2 separate regions of the Homo sapiens genome follow, and region 1 is linked to region 2. Evidence: chromatin loops called from intact Hi-C (ENCODE). Cell type or tissue: MCF 10A. All regions are shown on one strand. Links, peaks and the distances in the headings refer to the core of each region. The heading gives the core; the rest is flanking DNA.

The links. Peaks named below come from ENCODE experiments on the same cell type or tissue, not always from the same donor. Only the 100,000 strongest peaks of a DNase experiment are listed, where the experiment ranks them.
Region 1: it touches region 2 in a loop (13-fold over the local background); 10 of 110 quality-filtered maps call a loop at or near these places.

What each region holds. Positions count from the first base shown.
Region 1 is chr12:38,053,157-38,061,510 of GRCh38, reverse strand. No RefSeq gene overlaps it. Among named protein-coding and RNA genes, the nearest start is that of ALG10B, 260 kb to the left of the region's middle. In MCF 10A, for the core only: a CTCF peak has its summit at 7,671 (motif pointing left); DNase peaks (open chromatin) are centred at 4,480 and 7,700.
Region 2 is chr12:38,312,633-38,320,986 of GRCh38, reverse strand. It overlaps ALG10B (ALG10 alpha-1,2-glucosyltransferase B), which reads right to left and starts at 4,213. Exons shown (of 3, transcript NM_001013620.4): 1 at 3,923-4,213; 2 at 2,529-2,726; 3 at 1-826. The coding sequence starts at 4,093. RefSeq lists an enhancer at 3,943-5,142. In MCF 10A, for the core only: a CTCF peak has its summit at 4,481 (motif pointing right); a DNase peak (open chromatin) is centred at 4,316.

The sequences.
Region 1 (8,354 bases), core at 139-8,138, 260 kb after region 2:
TTAATGATTGCCATTCTAACTGGTGTGAGATGGTATCTCACTGTGGTTTTGATTTGCATTTCTCTGATGGCCAGTATTCTTATACACCAACAACAGACAAACAGAGAGCCAAATCATGAGTGAACTCCCATTCACAATTGCTTCAAAGAGAATAAAATACCTAGGAATCCAACTTACAAGGGATGTGAAGGACCTCTTCAAGGAGAACTGCAAACCACTGCTCAAGGAAATAAAAGAGGATACAAACAAATGGAAGAACATTCCACGCTCATGGGTAGGAAGAATCAATATCGTGAAAATGGCCATTCTACCCAAGGTAATTTACAGATTCAATGCCATCCCCATCAAGCTACCAGTGACTTTCTTCACAGAATTGGAAAAAACTACTTTAAAGTTCATATGGAACCAAAAAAGAGCCCGCATCACCAAGTCAATCCTAAGCCAAAAGAACAAAGCTGGAGGCATCACGCTACCTGACTTCAAACTATACTACAAGGCTGCAGTAACCAAAAGAGCATGGTACTGGTACCAAAACAGAGATATAGATCAATGGAACAGAACAGAGCCCTCAGAAATAACGCCGCATATCTACAACTATCTGATCTTTGACAAACCTGAGAAAAACAAGCAATGGGGAAAGGATTCCCTATTTAATAAATGGTGCTGGGAAAACTGGCTAGCCATATGTAGAAAGCTGAAATTGGATCCCTTCCTTACACCTTATACAAAAATCAATTCAAGATGGATTAAAGACTTAAATGTTAGACCTAAAACCATAAAAACCCTAGAAGAAAACCTAGGCAATACCATTCAGGACATAGGCATGGGCAAGGACTTCATGTCTAAAACACCAAAAGCAATGGCAACAGAAGACAAAATTGACAAATGGGATCTAATTAAACTAAAGAGCTTCTGCACAGCAAAAGAAACTACCCTCAGAGTGAACAGGCAACCTACAAAATGGGAGAAAATTTTCACAACCTACTCATCTAACAAAGGGCTAATATCCAGAATCTACAATGAACTCCAACAAATTTACAAGAAAAAAACAAACAACCCCATCAAAAAGTGGGCAAAGGACATGAACAGACACTTCTCAAAAGAAGACATTTATGCAGCCAAAAAACACATGAAAAAATGCTCACTGATTTTAATGCAGCTCTGTGAAGAGAATGCCCAGCACCTAAGCCAAGCCCCCACCCCAAAAAATAGTTAATCGTCTCTCTTGTTTTTACCACAAGGTGACATCTCCATTAGAAATTCTGCTCCCCAGATCAGACACAGAGGAGCATCTGCATAGACCCCCAGCCCATGAGGAAAACAGAGGACAGCCTAAGGCCTTGGGATTTACATCTGAGTAGATACACTTGGTCCCCAACACTCAACTTTTTATTCAACTAGCCATTATCTGGGTGTGAACATGACAGACCCACCACGGTTCCAGCGCCTGGCAACCTGCCCATGTCAGGAAGATCCTCCTCCTTTCCTGCTCCCCATGCAACAAATGATTATGGTGGGCCAGGTGAGAATTCCCAGATTAGGTGACAAGAGAGACCTGGCATGGTCAGACCTGCCCTGGGCTACACTGTGTTACCTGTGGGTGCCTCTTGCTAAATGGACAGAGGCGTCAATGATGCCAGCTGAGCCAATGTCTATATTATTAGAAAAGGCTCTCACTTGGACCTTTCTAAGGCAAAACCTTAGGAATGTCACCATACAATAAGAACATAGTGTTCTCTTAAGCATCTCCCACGAAATGAGCCAGGTACAGGGCTGTCTCTCGAATGTGGGTGTCTGGTTTTCAAAGTTCTAAATTTTGTCAGGTTCTGTCACAAGAGAATTGTGTTAATTCTTCAAGGTTCCATCATCCCCTGAGTCCTTTTCTTCCATAAATGTATGCAAAGGCCCGGCACAGCTGCTGATTACTCACCCTCCTCTCCCATGTCAACTCTTCACCTGTAAACAATTATACAAACACAAGCCCCTTACCTCCTGAAAACATCTAAATGTAGCCAGGGCCCCAGGCTTGAGGGAACAGAGCTGGGTTAGAATATTCTTTTTCTTCTCATTTCTGTGATCATATAAAAGTCATTGTGTGTTTCAGGTCTCCCCAGCCCTGAAATATGCACAATGGGGATTATGCTAGCATCGACTTCCAAAAAAACTCTTTGAGTATGTATGAGATAGAGTGAATAAAATTAAGTTAGGTGCAGTGGCTCATGCCTGTAATCCCAGCACATTAGGAGGCCAAGGCGGGTGGATCAACTTAAGGCCAGGAGTTCGAGACCAGCCATGGCCAACATGGCAAAAACTCAGGAGGCTGGGTGCAGTGAGTCACTTGAACCAGTGAAGTGGAGGTTGCAGTGAGCCGAGATTGCGCCATGGTGCTGCAGCCTAGGTGACAGAATGAGACCCTGTCTCAAAATAATAATAATAATAATAATAATAATAATAATAATAATAATAATAATAATAAAAAGATTATCTTGGCATAGTGGTGCATGCCGCTAGTCCCAGCTACTTGGGAGGCTGAGATAAGGAGAAGATCACTTGAGGCCTGAAAGATTGAGGCTGCAGTCAGCAGTGACCCACCTTAACCTGGGAAATCCTGTGAGAAAGAAAGAAAAGAAAGAAAAAGAAAGAAAAAGAAAGAAAGAAAGAAAGAAAGAAAGAAAGAAAGAAAGAAAGAAAGAAAGAAAGAAAGAGAAAGAAAGAAAGAAAGAAAGAAAGAACCAAAGGCAGGTGGATCACTAGGTCAGGAGATCAAGACCATCCTGGCCAACATGGTGAAACTCTGTCTCTACTAAAAATACAAAAATTAGCCAGGCGTGGTGGTGCATGCCTGTAATTTCAGCTACTCAGGGGGCTGAGGTAGCAGAATGGCTTGGACCAGGGATTCGAAGACTGCAGTGAGCTGAGATCATGCTACAGCAGTCCAGCCTGGTGACAGAGCTAAAAAAAAAAAAAAAAAGAAAACTGTAATTCAAGCTTGGTAACCATCCCATGTGCATCTCATACTGAATCTATCCATTTGTCAACTCTAAGATCTATATTTTCCATATTTTCCATCTTTCCATCTTTCTTTCTTTCTTTCTTCTTTCTTTCTTTCTTTCTTTTTTTTTTTTTTTTTTTTTTTTGAGACGGAGTCTCCCTCTGTCACCCAGGCTGGAGTGCAGTGGTGCAAGCTCGGTTCACTGCAACCTCCACCTCCCGGGTTAAAGCGATTCCCCTGCCTCAGCCACCCAAGCGGCTGGGACTACAGGAGTACACCACCAAGCCTAGCTAATTTTTGTATGTTTGGTAGAGACGGGGTTTCACCATATTAGTCAGGCTAGTCTTGAACTCCTGAGCTTGTGATCCACCTGCCTTGGCCTACGAAAGTGCTGGGATTACAGGTGTGAGCCACTGTGCCCGGCCTCATCTTTCTTTTTTTGAGACAGGTTCTCACTCTTTCACCCAGGCTGGAGTGCGGTGGCTCGAATTAGGATGGCTGCTACCTCCGCCTCCCAGGCTCAAGTGATTCTCATGCCTCGGCTTCCCTGAGTGGTCTTCCCCAGCGTGTGCCACCAGGCCTGGCTGATATTTGCATTTTTAGTAGAGACAAGCAGGGTTTAGCCATGTTGGCTAGGCTGGCCCACTAGTCTTTTTTTTTTGTTTGTTTGTTTTTAATTCATTTTTTTGGAGACGGAGTCTTGCTCTGTCCCCCAGGCTAGAGTGCAGTGTCCCGTAATCTTGGCACACTGCAATCTCTGCCTCCTGGGTTCAAGTGATTCTCCTGCCTCAGCCTCTCCAGTAGCAGGGATTACAGGCTCCTGCCACCGCGCCTGGCTAATTTTTGTATTTTTAGTAGAGACGTGGTTTCACCATCTTGGTCAGGCTGGTCTTGAACTCCTGGCCTCATGATCCACCAGCTTCAGCCTCCCAAACTTCTCGGATTACAGGCGTGAGCCACCGCCCCCGGCCTCACTCATCTTTAAGATGACAACACTGTACAGTAATTTAAGAAAACAGGATCCGTTTACCAAATCCTACACACGTTCCTTCCTTTTGGGTTTGTGTACTTTTAGTCACCAGTCAAGGAGATACGCCTCCCCCCACCTTTTTCTTTTTCTTTCTTTCTTTTTTCAATCCTCCCGCCTTGGATTCCCAAAGTGCTGGGATTACTGGGGTGAGCCACCATGCCCATCTGGCCTAAAGAGACATCCATTGAAAGTAAGAAATAGAGAGCTCCTTTCAGTGATTTGATTAATTGATTTAGAGACAGCGTCTCACTCTGTCACCCTGGCTGGAGTGCAGTGGTGTCATCATAGCTCACTCATTGCAGCCTGGACACATCTTAGCTCAAGCGATCTTTCCTCCTCAGCCTCCATAGTAGTACCTGGACCACAGGCACGCGCCTCTGTGCCCAGATCACTTTTAAATTTTTTAGAGTCTCATCACTTCGTTGCAATCCTCCTGATTCAGCGTCTCAAGGTGCTGGAATGATGAGCGTGAGCCACTTCGCCTGGCCTCAGGGGAATGATTCACAACCACAACTAGTCTACTATTTTTTTTTCCTTTTTTTTTTTTTTTTTTAGAACGAGTCTTGCTCTGTGCCAGGCGAGGCGCATCACTTTGGAAGGCACAGCACCGCGTTCCAAAGCCCCACTAAAATGCACAAAGCTTTGTTCCCTTCCTGGAGTCAGAGCTGGTGACTTCCATAGCCTCAGGCCTCTCTCCATTCAGAAGCTTTTGCAGGCACCACCCCACCAGAAGCCTGGCTGCGGTTGGCGACTGGGGGGTGGGGTGGGGCTAGAAAGTCAGTCCCCCACCTTTGCTAGTTTGGCCAGGACATACCCCGCCCCCCACCGCTTGCTCACCCTTTGAGATTCCCCGCCTCCACCGCTTTGGAAGCTGACCTTTTACTTTACTTTCTTTCTTCCTTTGTTGAGCTTGAGTAGGGGGTACAGGGGTGAGGGTGTGTGTGGGGAGGGGGTGTGGGGTGAGGACGGAGGGGAGTGTCCTAAGGCTCGATTTAGGGTCATGCCTCTTTTATCACCATCACCGAAGATGAAACCAAAAATAATTAATACCTCGTGTTCTCATCTATAAGTGGGAACTAAATAATGAGAACACTTGGGGAGAAAGGGGGACGACAGACACGGGGCTCTACTTGAGGGAGGAGGAGTGGGAGGAGAGACAGTTTCAGATAAAAACTGTCAGGTATTGCGCTGAGTACCCGGTTGATGAAATAATCCGCACACTGAACCCCCAGTCAGAAGTTACCTATATAACAATCTTGCACATGTATGCTTGAACAAGAAATAAAAGTTGAGAGAGAGAGAGAGAGAAATAAAACCAAACACCACCTCCTCGACCTGAGTCAGGGTTTATCCGGCCTTGTGGGGGACTTTCAGCGGCAATGGAAGAAAGCCACAGTTAGCCCCATGGAATATTTTCTGCCTCTTAAGGGATCAGAAACTGCAAACCACTGTAGTTTCTGAAGGGGAAAAGGGAAGGAAGGCGGGGGAGTATTTCAGTCTTTTTTTTTTTTTTTTTTTGGGAGACTGAGTGTCTTGCTCTGCTGCCCAGGCTGGGGTGCAGTGGCGCTGTCTCGGCTCACTGCAACCTCTGCCTTCCGGATTCCAGCGATTCTCCTGCTTCAGCCTTCAGTAGCTGGGATTACAGACGCACACAGCCACTCCCGGCTAATTGTTGTATTTTTCGTAGAGACGGGGTTTTGCCATGTTGGCCAGGGTGGTCTCGAACTCCTGACTTGAAGTGATCCACTCTCCTGGGCCTCCCAAATTGCTGGCATGACAGGCGTGAGCCGCCCAGATTTTAGCCTTTAAAAGCGCGTGTTCTGCCGCCTTTCACTGCGGCCCTTATGCTCTGAATGATGTGTAATTTTTGCTATAGGTCGACTTCCTGAGTCCCCTCTCCCCGTTAGTTACTCAGTTAAGTAAGTTAGTTTTGTTTTCTATCTTCTTCGCTTTTAGACAGTGTGATCGCCACGCCTGTTGTCGGTGGCTAGCAGACTGTGTGTCGCCCCAAGACGGATGTACAGAATCCCACTGGGAGGGGAAAAACGGATCGGGGTATCTGGTGACCTTGGCCTGGGGAGACCGTCATTTTCCCTGCTCACAAAAAGGTCACGTGGGGGCAGAGGGAGCACTTTGCCTTTGGCCCTCTGAAGTTTCACCTGAAACCTCAACTCGTCAGAGGCAGATGAATAAAAGAATAGGCAGACATGTTTCTGGGACCTGTCTTCACGGGAGTCTGCAGAACGAAGGCCCTGAGATGACAGGGAAATTGTCTGTGTATATGCTTGGGTTCCATAGGGTGTGTCTGGTTTGACCGTAGGTCCTGAGACCCCCGTTCCGGGGAGGGCCCTGCCCCTTCCATGAAAGGAAGGAGCACCGTACTTAAAGAGGACGAGAGGAATCTAGACAGACGGGCCTTGCTGGGCTTCCCCACTCGGTGTATGATTTGGGGAGGTCGAGGCCAGGTCTCAATTTGGATGAAAGGGGCATTTTCAGACTTTTCCCCCGTCACTTGTGGCGTCTATACTTCTCGTATTTCCCTGACAAACTCCTCCACTTAAAAATAAACCGTTAAAGAAAATTTTACCTAGTGAAACCAATTGTGAAGGTGCCAAGGAAGAAAGCTCATTATTGTGGCATAAAATTCTATACACATGGTGGGGTGCAGTGGCTGATGCCTGTAATCCCAGTACTTTGGGAGGCCGAGGTGGGTGGATCACCTGAGATCAGGAGTTTAAGACCAGTCAGACTCACATGGAGTAACCCTGTCTCTACTAAAAATACAAAATTAACCGTTCGTGGTGGCACATGCTTGTAATTGCAGGTACTTGGGAGACTGAGGCAGAAAATTCGCTTGAACCTGAGGGACAGAGGTTTCAGTGAGCCGAGATAGTGCCACTACACTCCAGCCTGGGCAACAAGAGCGAAACTCCGTAGAGTGATTTCTAATAAATGCCACTGTGTCGCTACCAGGCTAGGACGGCAGTGATGTTATTGTGGCGAGACACTGCGTGGAGCGATGTGTAGTGTGCGGACTCCGATCTTAGAGGTCGGATGTGGATGTTTCGGGATTCACCGAACTAGATTCCTGACTGATTCACCACAGGGTGGACTTTGGGGAACACGACTGAGAAACGGGTACTACGTCAGCGAAAACTGGCCCCAGAACAGGAGGGAGTGTGGTGCCAGCTGTCCTCTCTGTGAAATCCACGCTGTGTCCGGGAGCGTGGATTTCATGGAATTCCTCCCTTTGTGACAGGTATTGCCACTCTGAGGTCGTGGGTCTGGAGTATACTCTGAAACGCTATGGACTGGTCTTCTGCCTTAGATAGGTCCCACCTCGGGACCTAGTCTCTGTCCGCACTCCCATGCTCTGGTGGTCCTCTTTTCTCTCTGGGGGGAAGGAAGTTCCAGACGATCCCATGAGCAGAAAGGTAGGCTGTGTACCCTGAAGGCTCTGGTCGACTAGTCGTGGGCATCGGCTGGGAGGACTCCCTGGGCCCAGAAACGACCTGGACTGAGAGGGATGGGCAAGAGGTCAGGGAGTGGGTGTGCCTCTGCCGCCCCCCTCCCCAACCTCCACCGGGACTCAGAGAGATCCTTTGTTCGCTTCTTTTCCGTGCACACACTTGCAAGCATCGGTTGTCTTCGGGCGTCACCTAGCGGCCACTGTTATTGAAAGTCGAAGTGGCACGAAGGGAGGTCTGGCCGACTTTACAAAGCCTGGGGCAACTGGTTTCTCTCCCTCCCTCCTGGAGGCCCCTCCCTCTCTCCCTCGTTGCTTAGGGAACCTCAGCCTTGGCGGGGCCCCTATTGTTCTTTTACCAGCACTTTATTTTTCTTCGTGTGTTGGTTTCTTTAATGCGCATAGGCTCTTCCACTTTGGCTTTATGTGGAGTCACTTTAAGTCTCCCCCCGGCCCCCCATGCCCCTTTACCTTAATTTAGTGTTAGTTAGGTGGGTTTCCCCCAACCCCCCCGCCTCCCAGCATCCTGCTTGGAAACGTTCCAGAACCACTCTTGCATGTCTCCGTCTTCTCTCCCCTTCCCCTACCCCTCACCGGCGATCACATTCTGGCCAGGCTGACATTTGCATTGGTGGTCGCCAGGCATCACTCATTGGCCACCGTTTTTGAAGATGGGGGCGGCACGGTTCCACTTCCCCAGAGGCAGCTTGGGCAGATGGCATAGCCCTTGACCCGCGTGGGCAAGCCGGCCGGCGGGCCGGACTGCAGTTGTGGGTTTTTCCCCCTTCCCTCCTCAGGCCTCCCTACCTAGGAAAGCTTCATCCTGGCTGGGTCTCAAACAACTTGTCGAGATGTTTTATTTTCTC
Region 2 (8,354 bases), core at 29-8,028:
ACATTAAATTCCAAAAAATTGGCTTTGATTTCAATGAGTCAGCTATACTCCAACCAGCAAATATATAGGCTGGAACTAACAAATATTTCAGAATTGCATATCTTTGAAAAACTCTTTTCCACACATAGAAAGTATAATGTCTATTGTCTGCTAGCAAGTATTTATGAGCATAAGTGAATTTCCAAACTAAAAACACAGAGACTAAGGTAACCACCAAAAACAGAATTCCATGTTTCCAAACTAAGGAAAGAAAAGTCTTAATTTTGCTAGGAGACAGGAGATGAGGAAAAGAAAAAAAGAGAGTAAATGAAAAAAAGTAGAATAGTTGAGGAAAATGAAGACAGGCTTCATGACTACTCCGATCGCCAATAACAATTCCACCATTAACTACTACAAAAGCACAAAACAGAAATCCCAGAAGGATGTAGGGCCAAGTCAAACAGAAAAGCATACTCAAGTTTTTAAAGGACATGGAATAAGCCAAAAGAAACTGAAGAATTTTTCTGAATTCTGCAAATGGTCCTTTAATAGGTGGAAGTCTGTCTTCCTTCTTTTGTAGCTCAGTTTTCCAAGCCTCAGTTAACTTTTGTGCAATGACATTCCCTGCACAGAAGACAGCCCAGATGATATTTGTTTGCCGAAACATGAAGCCACAAAATCCAAGGAAGGCTGAAGTTTTATGATTTCCATAAAGACACATCAAATATGCAAAAAGAGTAAAAAACATAGATCCTGCTTCTGTATAATAAAGGAAGTTAAAAAAATAAAGTGTTGGAAATACTGCTAGTGTTAATGTTGACAAGACTCTCTGGATACTTGAGGCAGCCTTGGAGGAAGAAAAAACACAGATACAATTATTTTAATGATAAATGCTATTTCTGCTTACCTAATGAAGAGATTTATTTAAAACTACTCAACTACTCAAACCTTATTTAAATAAAATTAATCAATATTAATCTTATCTCTGGCTTTGCAAAAACACAATAAACATTTATAAGAACACTTCCTGGTACTTTTTATTTATACCTATCAGTTTGGAGACCGTGTGTATGCCAAAGCTTCTATAGCTTAACACAATTTGAATCAGGCTATGATTAGTTAAGGAGTTACTGAGTGCAAGATACCGACTAAGTTCTGTGGGGACTATGGAGATAAATAGGACACAATGCTGGCTCCATTTCCCTGAGCTTATGTTTTAGTGCCTTCAATAAGGATTCACTTAGCCATAATCACCACTTTCCTTTAAGGAAATCCTTCATAACACTACACAAGGGAGAATGTAAACATGCATATGGTATTTATTTTACCATATCCAGACTTACTTTTTCAAGATGATATTTTCATGATGAAATAACGGTATTTTTCTGAAAAGTGAGCCAGTCTAAACTTATATATCTTATTTTGGCCTTTCTGACATGCTATTTCAGAATTTGAAAGTGTTCTTATGTTCTTGAATTGTATACTCCACTTAATCTAAATCACTAAATCAGACCATGTCATTTCCTTGATTAAAATTAAGGTCTCTCCATTACATGCTAAAGTTCAAAGTCCTCTCTGTGACATATGAGGGCATTCATGACCTACTTCTCTAGCCTTACATCCCTCTACTTTCTAATCCTGTAATTCCAAGACCAATTCCCTGCACCTCATTGTTCAATGCCTTTCTTCCTTTGCTTATGCTGTTTGTCTCCCCAGGATTAATTCCTCACCCTACACAGCCCTATCCGTTCATCAGGACTCAGCTCTGGTACCATCTTCTCTGTGAGGACTTACTGAATGCCACATACTCCTCTCCCTCCCAGAAAAGCAGTAAGTGTTTCCCTGCTCCTTCTCTGTGTCCTCATAGCATCTTATGTCTACTACTCTATCATAATTGACACTACTGAAATAATCTCTTAAGGTTAAAAATAATTATTAGAGTTAATATTTACTGAGCCCTTACTATATATCTGGCACTATTTGAAGCATCTTCCATTTATTAAGTTTCCTTGTTCCTTTATAACAGTTCTATAAGGCAGATTCTATTGTTATTCTTATTTAACAGATGAAGACATGGAGCCACTAAGGGTTAACCTGCCCACAGTAACAAAACTGGTTAAGTGGCAGGGAGAGAATTCTAACCCAGGCAATCGACCTCCGGGGCCTGCACTATTACCACATCAAAAGTCCTCAGGTAAAGTCTGTTTTCCCTACTGAATATATACGTTTTACAAGAAAAAGACTGCCTCATTTATCTCTGTAGTCCCAGTCCCCAGCACATGGAATAAGCTCAGTAAGTATTTATTGAACTGGTTTGACTCACTTAACAAATATTTACTTTAGAGTTTACAAATAAGTTATTCAAGTATTTAAATACAAATTTATTCTAAAATGGAGATGGAGAATTTAAATTTACCTTTACATAATATACAAAAAATACAAAGTTACAAAGTGTTAAAGACATTTTTCACCAAATCTCATAAAACTAATTCATTGTAATTGTGGACCTGACTACACATAAACTTGTAATTAAGTATTTTGAAACATACCTTGTTTCTGGGTTGTACCTTGTGGAAAAGCAAATATAGTAAATAGAAGTTGCCAACACTGAAGAGAAGATTAACAAATCTGAGCATCCCAATGGAGCAGACAACATGTTCAGACCATGCAAAGATCCAAATGGCAGGTTTGACCACTCCAACTGACACCAGGTACAAGCCAGGTAATGTAGTAATCATGGGATCCCACTTTAAAATGAAAGAAAATGAAGTAAAAGCAAGAGGTAATACGAACAAGACAGACACAAATATGTCAAGCCCAAGTCTCATCTCCAGCAACAATCAGAAATTTTGAGAAGTTAGTCTATGACAAGATTAAGTAAGTCCTTGGCAGAACAGGATTAGTTTTTCTTATTTTTTGCCCCCGGACCAGCTTAGTGATGGTTCAGGTAGCAGCAACCAATAAACAACAACTTAAAATCTATTTCTATTTTCCAAGAAATGTTCTTTAAAAGCCTTTATTTTGATAAATAAACTGCAAATGCTCCAGTTTTTAAAAGCATGGAAACATTGTTTGGGACTCTAAGTTTAGGAAAACATTTGGACCACAGGCTCCATGATGACAGCTGACATAAACTGAGACAGAAATTGTGCCAAACCCTCTGTATTGTAACATTACAATATGCCCTATAGTAAAGATTATTGTCATTTTGCAGATGAGTAACCTGAATTTCTGAAACTCAGAACATCTCCAAGATCACAAAACTAGTAAATCACAGCACCAAGATTTAAGATCAGATCTTTCTCTAAAACAGACTTTATATTTCTAGCCAGTACCCTATATTGTGTCACCAGAAAAGCAGGGGATGTTTATTTTGATATTTATATGTACATACTTGCACAGTCAAATATATATTCAAAAATGATGTGACTTGACTGGTTGCCAGTTTATCCAGTCAACAGATAGTTCACTAAAAATACCCAGGGAAGGAATTTGTGATTATAAATTGTCACTTTTTGGTAGCCGAAGATCCCTCCAGTCCACCCTATCCCACCCCTAAAATGCACAGTGAGGTGCTTAACAGGTGAGCTAAAGGGAAGTTTTCTGATATTTCCAAGGAGCACCCGAATGCCTTTAATCCTGAGACAAGGAAAAACAAAGTGGGATCGATATTGTCAGCTGCCAAGAGGAGCGCTCAGTTCCCCACTAAGTATTCTCCCAGATCACTCCTCCCTGGGGATCAGATCTGCTGTTTATTCATTCATTTAATAAATATTTCACAGATCTCAGAGACAGGAACAAAAGACTATACCCAGTTTCTTTCATGTTCTGAGGCTGGGGTGGGGTGGAAAGGGACGAGTTAAGTCTAAAGATGGGAGAAGGAGCTGGGGACGCTGGGACCTTTCAGGCCTCTCCTGGGGTGGGGACAGGTTGGGCACCCCACCTGGGAAAGGGAGAAATGGCCCTCACAGTAGCGCTGCGCCTGAGGCAGGTGGAAGATCTCGTCCATGTAGGGCTCTCGCAGCGCCCGGCTGAAGGCGGAGAAGAGGAGGCAGGACACTAAAAAGGTACAGCTCAAGGCGGCCGAGAAACAGTAACCCTCTAGCTGCGCCATTCCTGCTCCCACAGCCACTGCCCAAGAACCCACTCCTGGAAAATTCTGAGCCCGGAAACCCGAGCTGGAAACTTGGGCTCGAAATGGGCGCGCTAGACAGGACTAGCCAGACGGGGCCACATACCGGAAGGCAAAGGATGCTGGGAGAGCGCGGATCCGGAAAACAGCGGGTCGCTGTTTCCTGGAGTGACGGGTTTAGATAACGGACCGGATGATTACCCTCTCCATCACATTACTCGGGGCGCACAGTGTCAAAACTTCCGGAAAGGGCGGGTCTCGGATTTCGCGAGCGCGGGAGGGGCGTGGCTTGCTGCTTTGGAAAAAAAAAAAAGCCGCTTCTTAGCTTGGATCTTTTTTCCTGCTCATTTCCATCACTTACCAGAAGGTGGCGACGTTTCCCCACGTTTCCAATTCCAAGCCCTAAAATTAACACATTTTTTTCCCCCGTTATTTCTTTTCTTTCTCTCCAGTGATCCGAATTAATTAAACCCTCAATTCCAAGACATTTCATTCCATCAACCTTGGAGTGTAGGAAGGGGGCGTTGGTTGTGATAGCAAAGACTGAGACTTTCAGATGAAAACTTGAAGAACCAGAGACCCGTCAATGCCGAATGAACTTCAGTGAGAGGAGTGTTTGTTCGTTTGTTTGTTTGTTTAGGTTAAGAGAGAACTCTTTCAAAATGTGGATGCTCTCAGAGGATTTAGTAAAATTGACACTCCTAGTGCACTCTCATAGCCATATTACCCTGTAGGATTTGGAAGAAAATATATATTTTAGAATTTGGGATGTTTTAGGTGTGCCTGTAAATTAGGTTGTTAATATTTATAAGGCAGCCTTCTGTTTTTCCTACTAAATCATAAGCGTGAACATCTTAGTGGGTGGCATTATACATCCTTTATGTTTGTAGTCCCCCAAATGGCTTTCACACAGTAGGCACTTAAATTTGTGGACTTTTATAGGCTGTGTAGACATCATCAAATTCCTGTATTCTGGGATTAGGTGTTGGGGGCAGGAGATGTGGTAAATAATTTGAAGAATGCCGAAGATAAATTATGTGTTGGAATTTTGTCTTGAGCATGGTTGGCCATGTTTTGTAGAAAAACTTTCTCTCAGGTAACCTCAGTCAGGTTGCCTTTGGCAGGCATATATCAGATTGAGTCGGGATTTAAGGTTGCAAACCTCAGAGTTCTCAATTGAGCTCTTTTTCTGGGTTAAAAATAATTCAGTATTTCTGAACTTAAGAAAGTTTCTTAAATCAAGCTGACTGCCTTTCCAGTCTGTCTCTGCCTGTTTCCTCAATGATAAGAGGAGGTAGTGGTGAATGAGGGCTGGGACGGGAATATTTACATTACTGGAATAAAATCATGTCAGGATTCTACTCTGATGTGATGCTTAGCTTTGCTTTAACCATCATCTCCCATTTTATTATTGATTCCATGCTGTACTTATCTGTTTAAGTCACTTGTAACACATCTCCAGATGATTCAGTCTTCAAGAGGTTGATGTGATCTACGAGTAATTAGCCCCTGACCTATTGACCTGCTAAATCGTGTTATATATACTCTGCAGCTTACTGACCCACCCTAGAAATAGTGGGCCGTTTTTAAAGGGAGTAGAACAAGACTAGACATTTATGCTCTCCATTTTTCTTCATAACAATTGCCACCAATAGTTTATGTTAAACATTTGACTCCTATACATGCTGCACACATCGCTTTACATAAAATGGAAAGTTTCAAGGAAATATAGGGTTTTAGGATGGCTAGGGATCTTTATTAATAATCTACTTGACTTCATTTTATAAAAGAAGCTGATTTTTAAAAAATGAATAATTTACCTAAAATTACATAAAAAATTAGTGTCAGAACCAAGTGTAGGAATTAGAACATCAGACCAAGAGTAATAAAATAACTTCACAGCCTTATAGGTTAAAATAATCTACAATATATACTGAATTGAATGTTTCACTAGTCCCAATAACTTTACATTTACATTCCACTATTCTCTGTTTCCATACACCAATTTGAAATACAAGTTTCATCTTTTAAAAAAATGTTCGTCTTACAGACTAATTACATCAAAATCTGCTGGGGGATCATTGTGAAAAACTAGATTCTAGAGAGCCATCTCAAATCACTGAATACTGATCTTCATATTTGGAAACGATTGATGTAAAACATATTACCTAAGAATGCTAAGAAGCTCCATGGGCCCAGTAGAGTTCTTCATAGAGTACTTCACTCATTTGTTAGTGAGTTACTTTTACTATCTGCAAATCGATGAAGCTGTTGTCACTTTTCTACTCTTAGATTACAGCATCTTTGATAATCTTGAAATGCTTTCCAAAGCTCTGCTCCTAAATCAAGACCTAGTAAAATAGCTACCTCTGGGGTTTTAATGAAATAGACTACATTTTATTAGACCTATCATTTAAAACTAGATCAGCATTGATTTCAACTTATATTTTCCATTCAGAATTCCAACTGCCATTTTCCATAGATGTTTGTGAAAAAGAGTCATTAGGATGAGCAATCCCATTATAATTGCACATCAACTATTTATTTGTGCTACTTGAATTATGATAAATAAGTTACGGCAGAAAAATGGGCAATTTCTGTTGGGGTTCTAAGGATAGGTTGTTTTAGCAAGAAATACATCTTTTTTGGTTTATAAGCCATTAAGATTTTGACTTTATTTCTCTGGTATAACCTAGCTGACTTTGATCAATTAAGACATTCCTAATTTGATGAACTCAGACAACATAGCATATACTTAACTGTTTGAAACAGCCATATCTGAACAGTGAATTTCCCCAAAGGCTGTAACTGTAATAACTTTGAAGTATTAGTCCAAGAAACACCCTGCCTCTTATTGCACCCCTTTTCACTTGTTGCTGAATGAAAACATTGGCCACTTGCTAATCAGAGTGACGGTTTACTCCTTTCTAGGTGACAATTCGTTCTAGCTACAGCAGAGTACTGCACCCTGGGCCAAAAATCACAGATGATAACCTCTAAAATGCAACTCTACCCTTGAGGTCAATCTTAACATATCAATTTAAAATCTAAATTTTAAAATTAATGAATCAATTAAAAAAACACACAACATTTTAGTACAAAAGCATTAGCAAGTATTTTAGCTCTACTGAAAATGTCTTGAAGACATTGTATAGGGGACTGGTTAAACCTAAGTAACACACACACGGAGAGACCCTTCTAAAAAACAGTAATATTTATTTGGTGAGAATACAATGAACATAGGGAGGTAAAAGAAGACAAGGGATTTTAAAAGAAAAATGAAGAGGGTTACATAAATTGCTTTGAGACAATTATCCTTGGTTACAAGGACTGGTAGAAAGGGTGGCACCAGTTTGAGGTTGGACAGGCAGTTGCTGGGCAAATGTCCTCACAGAAGTAATTTTTTGTGAGATTGTGGTGGCCTTTGTGCAAAGTTGTGGTTTGTGCAGTCTTTTGTCGTAGTTCCTGTTGTCAGGCATACACGCATATAAACCCTCCCTTTCTGGTCTTCCTTAGCTCCATTTTTCAGGGTTTTTATGCAAGTGGCCCCATTTTGATTCTGATAACTTTCATAGAACAAATCTTTCTGGTTTGTGGCAGACTTTCCAGTTTTACCCTTGAAAGTCTCAGGCCAGGTAAATTCTGTAGTATCAGACAAAGAGAATGGTTGGTGATATGGTTTGGCTGTGTCCCCACCCAAAATCTCACCTTGAATTATGATCCCCATAATCTCCACGATCCCCACGTGTCAACGGAGAGACCAGACGGAGATAATTGAATCCTTGGGGCAGTTTCCCCTATGATGTTCTCATGATACTGAGTGAGTTCTCATCTGATGGTATTATAAGTGTTTGATAGTTCCTCCTGCATTCATTCTCTTTCCTACCATCTTGTAAAGAAGGTGACTTGCTTCCCCTTCGCCTTCCACCATGATTGTAAGTTTCCTAGGCCTCTGCAACCATGCTGAACTGTGAGTCAGTTAAACCTCTTTCCCTTATAAATTACCCAGTCTTCTGCAGTTCTTTATAGCAGTGTGAAAAAGGCCTAATACACTTGGTCATTTAGAAAGATATACCATACAACCCAAAGCAAAACTTCCTAAATGTTTTTTTTTTATAACAGTGGTTCTTAAAGTGTGGTCCCTGTACCACAGCATTAGTATCACCTGGGAACCTGTTAGAAGTGCAAATAATTAAGTCTTGCCTTAGACCTACCGGAAAACAAATTCTGATAGCAGAGGGAG